Linked DNA regions of Homo sapiens: region 2 is linked to region 1. The links are chromatin contacts, found by Hi-C or POLR2A ChIA-PET in ENCODE. All regions are on one chromosome and are shown on one strand. Each heading gives the region's core, a stretch centred on a gene start or an enhancer-like site at or near the end of the contact. The rest is flanking DNA. Distances are from core to core; before and after follow the strand shown.

Evidence for each region. Hi-C counts contacts between places; a loop is a spot of excess contacts on that map. ChIA-PET counts read pairs that join two places held with the same protein, here RNA polymerase II (POLR2A). Pooled maps may share reads with other maps.
Region 2: a loop to region 1 is called in a pooled map, with 2.2 times the contacts of the local background. The contact joins two enhancer-like sites. A Hi-C loop is called at or near these places in 1 of 37 single-sample maps with no recorded cell type and 1 of 50 pooled maps. POLR2A ChIA-PET finds 5 or more read pairs at or near these places in 1 of 52 experiments (activated T-cell).

The regions. Positions count from the first base shown.
Region 1 is chr2:61,191,770-61,196,151 of GRCh38, reverse strand. It overlaps USP34 (ubiquitin specific peptidase 34), which reads left to right. Exons shown (of 80, transcript NM_014709.4): 76 at 3,172-3,251. Among named protein-coding and RNA genes, the nearest start is that of C2orf74-AS1, 16 kb to the right of the region's middle. Within about 2 kb of position 1,936, at least 5 of the 41 ENCODE cell types and tissues checked have a DNase peak (open chromatin) inside an H3K27ac peak, as active enhancers do.
Region 2 is chr2:61,658,403-61,662,784 of GRCh38, reverse strand. No RefSeq gene overlaps it. Among named protein-coding and RNA genes, the nearest start is that of XPO1, 120 kb to the right of the region's middle. Within about 2 kb of position 2,189, at least 9 of the 41 ENCODE cell types and tissues checked have a DNase peak (open chromatin) inside an H3K27ac peak, as active enhancers do.

The DNA of each region.
Region 1 (4,382 bases), core at 687-3,186:
CCGAGATCGCGCCACTGCACTCCAGCCTGTGCGACAAAGCGAGACTCCGTCTCAAAAAAAAAAAAAAAAAAAAAAAAAAAAATCGTGCATGGTGGTGCATACCTGTAGTCCCAGCTACTCAGGAGACTGAGCTGGGAGAACGGCTTGAGCCCAGGAGGCGGAGGTTGCAGTGAGCTGAGATCGTGCCACTGTCCTCCAGCGTGGGTGATAAGAGCCAGACCTTGTCTCAAAAAAAGAAAAAAAAATTGAAGATTATTTTACTTTGGGGGGATAGTAGGGGAGAAATGACTAGAGAAATTGTAGTATACAGTCTGCTTGCCCATAAGAGGGTTAATGTCAGAGCAGCCTCTAGTTCAGAGGTTAGTGGGTTAGCAGACTCTTTTTGCAAAGAGGGGACACTATATATTTTAGACTCCACAGGCCACAAGGTCTCTGTAACATACTGTTTTTTGTTTGGCTAATGGTTTTTTTGTTTTGTTTGAGACAGAGTCTGGCTCTGTCACCCAGGCTGGAGTGCAGTGGCACAATCTCGTCTCATTGCAACTTCTGCCTCCTGGGTTCAAGTGATTCTCCTGCCTCAGCCTCCTGAGTAGCTGGGATTACAGGTGCGTGCCACCACGCCTGGCTAATTTTTGTATTTTTAGTAGAAACGGGGTTTCACCATGTTGGTCAGGCTGGTCTCGAACTCCTGACCTCATGATCTGCCTGCCTTGGCCTCCCAAAGTGCTGGGGTTACAGGCATGAGCCACTATGCCCAGCCTGGCTGATTTTTTTTTTTTTTTTTTAACCTTTAAAAATGTAAAAGCCAGCCGGATATGATGGCTCATGCCTGTACTCCCAGCACTTTCAAAGGCCAATGCAAGAGGATGAATTATGCCAGGAGTTTGAGACCAGCCTGGGCAACATGGCAAGACCCCATTTCTACAAAACTTTTTGAGAGAGTTTGCTCTGTCACCCAGACTGGAGTGCAGTTGCATAATCTTGGCTTACTGCAACCTCTGCCTTACGGGTTCAAGCAGTTCTCCTGCCTCAGCCTCCTGAATAGCTGGGATTACAGGTGTGTGCCACCACACCCAGCCAATTTTTGTATTTTTAGTAGAGACGGGGTTTCATTATTCTCCTGCCTCGGCCTCCCAAAGTGCCGGGATTACCAGCGTGAGTCACCATACCTGGCCCAAAACTTTTTTTTTTTTTTTTTTTGACAGAGTTTCACTCTTGTTGTCCAGGCTGGAGTGCAATGGCACGATCTCGGCTCACCGCAACCTCCGCCTGCCGCGTTCAAGCAATTCTCCTGCGTCAGCCTCCCAAGTAGCTGGGATTACAGGGATGTGCCACCACGCCCTGCTAGTTTTGTATTTTTACTAGAGACGGTTTCTCCATGTTGGTCAGGCTGGTTGCGAATTCCTGACCTCAGGTGATCCGCCCACCTTGGCCTCCCAAAGTGTTGGGATTACAGGCATGAGCCACTGCGCCTGGCCCCAAAATATTTTTTTAAGAAAATTGTCCCAGCCTGCAGTCTTAGCTACTACGGAGGCTAAGGTGTAAGGATCACTTGAGCACAGCGGTTCAAGGCTGCCCCTGATCTGTGATCACGCCACTGCACTCCAACCTGGGCAACAGAGTGAAGACACTGTCTGTCTCAAAGAAAAAGCCATTCTTAGCTCACAAGTCCATATAAAAACAGGCCATGGGTCAGATTTGGCCTGAGGGCCATAGTTTGCTAACCCTTCCTCTACTTTGATGAGTAATTAGGATACAGGAACATGGGAACGTAGGAACTCTCTTCCCTATAGCCACAGATGTGATGACATGTCCTTGTTTACCTATGTGTGTGGTGATACCGTGGTGGGTATATGCTGCCAAACACCAACCAGATTAGGTTAGGATAAAGGGGAAGTAGCATTTCCTTGCCTCTTGTGTCTAAAGGGACTCATCTTGACAGGAAAATAAATTGGCTTACCTGTGGAAGGGATCCTAGGCATCCTTGGTAAGTTCTGAGTGAGTGACCTGACTTGCCTGTGTAGGATGTTCTCAAGTCCTTGGTCTAACCCACGGTTTGGCAAATTACAACCCACATGCTGCCTGTTTTTGTATAACCATGGCTACCTGCTAGCTAAGAATAGTTTTCATATTTTTAAATTTTTTTTTAATATAGAATATTTTCTGACATGAAAATTATGAGATTCCCATTTCAGTGTTTGTAAAGTTTTACTGAAAGACAGCCACACCCATTTCCTTACTCTTGTCTAAGGCTGCCTTCACACTGCCTCAGCAGGGTTGAGCTGTGTTAACAGAGCATGGCCACAAAGCCTCAAACACTATTTGGCCCTTCCCAGAACAAGTTTGCTGACTCCTTGTCTAACTCAGTCTTTTCTTAACTGGAAGAGGATGGTCTGTGTTATATTTCTTCTTCTCCATGATTATACTTGCCCTGGGGACCCTAGGGGATGTGGAAGATGGGAAATTCATTTAGGACTGTGGTAATGAAGCTTCTGTACTTTCAGAGATAGGATGACAGAGGATAGGGGCACACATCTTAGTGACATATTTTACATCTGGAATAGTCAAGAAGTGGAGAAGTAAATTCATAGAGGTTCCAAATAGCACTCTCTGACATAGTGCCAGATGCGGTCCACTCAGAAGATCCTGGGAACAAGCCAAGAAACTGGTGTTAAGGGCCGCATTTACTTAAATGTACCACAAAGGTCATTCTATCTTTGAAGAAAGAAGGTAAAAGAGGAAAGATATGTTTAATTCTCCACTTTTTTTTTTTTTTTTTTTTTTTTACCTTTCCCCTCCTCCCTCCTGCAGTCTAGCCACCCTATGAAAATTATCTAATAGGCAGAGTGGTACCTTAATCCAAGAAAGATTTGGAGCCACTTGCAGTAACTTTTTCTTTTCCCAGATAAAGTTCTAATACTCAAAAAAGAAGAGTTGATTTAAGTCCCATATCCTTCAGGAATGAGGTATAGGATATAAATAAATTCAAAGTACCACATTCTAAGATATTTCACTAAACATTGGAATGAATTTTTCCCCTTTATGTACTTTAAAATATAGAAAATATGCAGTTATGACTAGAAATAGCTGTAATATTGTACCTGCAGAGTTGAGTATCTCACTAGTATAATTTATAATTATAACCTATTCTGATTTCTTTTCAAATATTAGGTGTCCTAGTTGCCTATGAAGGTTTGCCACTTCATCTTGCACTGTTCCCCAAACTTTGGACTGAGCTATGCCAGACTCAGGTAAAGAAAATGAGTTTTAGATGATTGGTCTTTAATCTTATCTGACCAAGTGGTCAATAATTTTAGGAACAGTGGGTTGAAGACTTGCTGAAAAGTGGGGACATTTTAGAATCTTGATAGGTAACATATGAATGAATGAAAATACTAGCTATTACATATTAGGCATCTAGTTTCCCTTTGATTTTTTTAACTTAAGTAGATTTCTATCATAGAGGATATTTTAAATAAGCTGGTTATAATTGAATTTCTCATTTATAGATGTATATCAACAGTTGTGGGGAAAATCCAAAACAGGGAGATAGTGGGGGAAAAGGCACTTGCCACTTCTTCCTCTCCTTCACCTCCCTGTCTCTACCTCTTTTCCACCATTCCAAAACCTCTAGCAGAAACCCTGTCAGCAGTCTGTCCTTTAGCTTTTCATAATCTGTAGTTTTTCAGGGGTCTGATGCACTTGTTTTCTTACAGCGATCTCCTTGAAAACAGGAAAGATTACTGTTCCTACCTTAAGTGTCTAAGAGCCAACTCCTTAAAATTAAGTGGCTGCATAAATAATGCTTGTTAAGTTACAAAGGCAGAATTGGGAAGAGGAGGAGGTACTAATGTTTGGCTCATTCCTTGGATCAGGCATAAAGGATCCCCACTACCTTTCAGTCCCTGAAAAAACTGTTGATTGTACTGCCTGGTTGCATCTGCTCTACCCCATTGGAAGAGATGAATTTATTCACCTTCCTTAGGTGCAACCCTTGACCCACATCATGCTTTCCTGAAGTATTTTGAGTCTGGTTCAGCCTCCTACCAGGCTGTAGTGTGCTCTGGATTCTCCTAGATGTTTGCCATCCTGTACTCTACTGGTGGTTTCTCTACTTTTCCAAAACAGAACTCAAGTGTAGAGACCTTATCAGAGTCATCTCCATCCCCTGAAGAAATGCCACGTTGTTCTCTACAGTAGAAATCTTTCAGAGGCTAGTATACACTGATCTTAGCTCACTTGACTTAGCATACAGTAGGCATTCAGAAAATGACTTTTATCAGTTGATTTTTGAGCTGAGTGTTCTGTTCAGTCAATTGGAGATCTCGTTTTCCCTCTCCACTGCTACTGCTGTTCTTTTTCATTCTTCCTGATTTGGGTAG
Region 2 (4,382 bases), core at 940-3,439, 470 kb before region 1:
TGGTGAAACCCCATCTCTACTAAAACTACAAAAATTAGCTGGGTGTGGTGGCACTTGCCTGTAATCCCAGCCACTCGGGAGGCTGAAGCAGGAGAACTGCTTGAACCCGGGAGGCGGAGGTTGCAGTGAGCTGAGATCACACCACTGCCCTGCAGCCTGGGCAACAGAGCGAGACTCCGTCTCAAAAAAAAAAAAAAAGAAAAGAAAAGAAAAGAAAATGAAAACTAGGGAGCTATTACAGTAGTCCAGGTGAAAGATCATGGTGTCTTGAACTAAGATGACAGCAGTGAAGATAGATATGGACAGACTCAACATATTAATGCACAACCAAAAACTCAGCTTTATGCCTAAGGGGGAAGCAAGGGAAGCATTCTCACTAAACTTAGGAACAAGACAGGATGCCCACTATCACCATGTTATTTAACATCTTTCTAGATGTGTTAGTCAATGCAGTTAGACAAGAGAAGAGAACTCATGGTATCAAAACTGGAAAAAAGTTATAAAGTATCGCTATTTACATAGATTCTATTATTATATATCTAGAAAACCCAACAGAATCAAATATAAAATCCACTATAAACAAAACAAATATTCTATTAATGTCTATAAACCAATTATCTTTTATGTATGCAAATAGCAATCAATTAGATATAGTGGGGGAAAGACACTATTTTTAATAGCAACAAAAAACGTAAATTCCCAGACCAGGCATGGTGGCTCATGACTATAATCCCAGCATTTTGTAAGGTTGAGGTGGGCAGATCACTTGAGCCCAGAGTTCAAGACCAGCCTGGGCAACATAGTGAAACCCCGTCTCTACAAAAAAAAATACAAAAATTAGCGGGTCGTGGTGGTGCATCCCTATAGTCCCAGCTACTCAGGAGGCTGAGGTGGGAGGATCGCTTGAGTCCAGGAGGTTGAGGCTGCAGTGAGCCATGATCATGCCACTGCTCCAGCTTGGGCAACACAGTGAGACCCTGTCTCAAAAATAAAAATTTAAAAATTCCTAGGAATAGACTTGCCAAGAATTGTACAAGGTCTATATGATGAAAACTTTAAAATTTTCCTCAGGAACACAGCAAAAACTTGGAACAAATGGGAAGGTCTCCCATGCTCTTGGATAGGATAACATTCACAAAACATCAGTTCTCCCTACACGCATCCACACATTTAGAAACAGATACACCTTTGATTCATTGGCAAATGCAGTTTGGGTTGCTTAACAGGTGAAAACAGAAGCCACAAGGTGGTAGAACAATGTTAATTGAGGAGAAGTGCCTTTTTATGGAGGTAGAGGCAGAACAGTGTGTGCAAAAACACGGGAAATATTTATTCCATCCAAAGTGTGCAAAGACCTGGGGTGGGAAGTACTTACCCCATCCAACGAACTCAAAAGTGGATTGCAGTAAGTGAGGAAGAGAGAGTATGCATTGAATTTGGAAAGGTAGTGAGTTTAGAAGAAGTGAACAGAAAGTGAAGCAGTGGAGACTGGAGGCTGCAGGCCATAATCCCAGCAAGACTGGCTGCTCTGGAGGCAGGGATAGGATGCTGACTGATAGCTCCTTAGCAAGGGAAGTATTCAGCCCCACCCCTCCCTCTAAGAGGGCAGGGATTCTTCATTGCTATGTTTAGAGTAGTACTGCATATGAACTGGACCTTCATGGATGTCTCCCAAAGTCCCTGAGCTCAGTGACCTTGGTTCTTCCTAGGTCCCATGGCTCTCACTGGAAATTGGTTCTCAACAGTCCATTTTCAGCCCTTCACAGGAGACATATGGTTCTTTTCACAAGACATCCACTCTTGACTTAATACCAGCAGGGCATGATGAACTTGGCATTGTTTATCCAGAAGCAGGGAAGGATGAGTGAGGGAAGCTCCACTCGCCCCAGGGCCACCCTGCTGCAGTGATCTGTGGCACAAAGGCCAGAGAACCGGCTCCTTACAGAGGTGCAGTTGTGGTTAGGAATGGAGGAGAGCTAACAGAACTATGACCTCTTACCCAGAGTTAACCAAAGATATGGCGGTGTAGACTTAGGAAGCCCCAACTTTATGTACCTAATCAATGCCTGATTTCCTGTCCCAAAGAAGCTTGGGCCCTGGGAAGGTGACTTGAAGTCCATTTCCTGGAACAAAGGCACACAGCAGTCCTGCTTCATGAGCTGCCAAGTAAAACTGTCAGAATCTATTTAAGAAAACCAGGCCAGTCTGGCCGTCTGGCTGCATTTACTGAGAATGGCCACTGAGACAAAGAGGGAAAGAGTGTTCATTCAATTCATTCACTGATATTTACTGAGGGCCTACCACATGCCAAGTCTCTTCTAGGTGGTAGGGATACAGAAATGAGCCAAATAGACACAACCCCTGTCCTCACAAGGCTTACTTTCTGGTGGAGGGAGATAGACCAATAAAGATGTAGACAAAATAGTATTAGTTAGAAGGGGTTAAGTGCTTCAGTTTCAGTTAGCATAGAAAAATGTCAATAGGACATTTTTAGGATACAACAAGGTATTGGCAGAGCATATAGATTAGGTGCAGGACCCTGTATTAATGTGGTAGAGCAGTCGATGAGGGGCTTTCTAAAAAGGTGACATTTAAGCTGAATCCTGAAAGATAAAGAGCCAGGCATGTGAAGAGTAAAGGAGAAGGAGAAATATTACAAAGGCCTGAGTTAGGCAAGAACTTGGAATGTTCAAAAAACAGAAAGAACATCAATTTCTGCAGTGCACAGAGTTGGGAAAGATCCTGAAGGTGAGGCTGGGGAGGCCAACATGTCTTGAGAATGTGGGTCTTTCCTAACATGTTGTGCCCGTTACAGCACGATTATCGATTCGAACATAACACTGCCCACTCACAGCTCACTGCCTAACTCAGCTACCTGGCCTCAGCTCAGAGACAGGCCATCTTAAGAAAGTCCCAAGAATGGCCAAAGCAGAAGTCAAGTTTATGCTCCAAAGCTCATATACAACACTCATCGGGGAGCTTCTGGGATTTTCATTCAGATAATTTTCTTTCATCTTAAATACTCTTTTAATAAATTTCCTTATTGGGTTTCCAAGCCAACAGCAAATTACAAGCAACAGATTAGAAGGGGAGGGAAGGGCAGGCACTCTGTTCAAATGACATTTTAATTCAGTGACTCATTTTGCTTGGACACCACACTCCTCTGATACTGGCTTCATGTGACTGCAAGGACTCCCAGGATCACTCGAGCACCAGTCTGACATTTATGTTTACTGTACCATGGTACAGTGAGGACACTGATACACATTAGCAGTCCAAGATACAAGTCCTGATTGCCCCATTCATAGTTTTGTGTCCCCATTAGATTGTGAATGACATAAGGACATGTGTCTTAGTCATCTTTCAGTTCACCCATAACCCATGCCCCTTCTTCAAGCCTAGAATAATGCCAGTCATGTAATAGTGCCTGATAAATGGATCTGGAATAAATAAATGGAAATATGATCTTGGATAAATTACTCTCTGTGTTCCTCAAATGCCTCATCTATAACAGGAAAGAGCATGTGCATCTTAAGGGCTTGCTTGGAATATTAGATAACACAATATATATAGAAAGAGTAATGTTAAGTAAACGTACAATATAAATATGAGATATTTTGCTCCTTGTGGCTGAATCACACAGAGGTGTCCTTCAAAGGGTCAAGGGACCATTTAGGTCTTTATGCCTATGTCTTGAGTAGTTGCCACTAGATGGCAATATTTTCTTAAGGCATGGTTAGCCATTTTTGAGTCTACCCCAGTGGTCTTCAAACTGGGGATTCCCATGCTGTTGGGAGTACAAAATGCTTTCCAAGAGGTGCTCAATTATAGATAGCTTTGTGGAAATCTGATCCTCAACTTCAATGTATTCTCTTTCCTAAAATCAGCCTGCTTGGGAAAGCACCCATGTTCACAATAGCTCTTCTCCAACTTTTCAAAAACGAAAGCATACCCGTTCTTCACCTGAAATCTTATTTTATGGCACCATCAGATAAATACCCACCAAGACATCAGACGAAGGTGAAATCTTCAACAATCAAAAAGGAACCAGTCTTTTTCTATCTTTCACATACTTCTGTTAAGAGTGAAGGCCGGGCGCGGTGGCTCACGCCTCTAATCCCAGCACTGTGGGAGGCCGAGGTGGGCGGATCACGAGGTCAGGAGATCGAGACCATCCTGGCTAACACGGTGAAACCCCGTCTCTACTAAAAATATAAAAAATTAGCCGGGCGTGGTGGCGGGCGCCTGTAGTCCCAGCTACTCGGGAGGCTGAGGCAGGAGAATGGCGTGAACCCGGGAGGCGGAGCTTGCAGTGAGCTGAGATAGCGCCACTGCACTCCAGCCTGGGCTACACAACGAGACTCCATCTAAAAAAAAAAAAA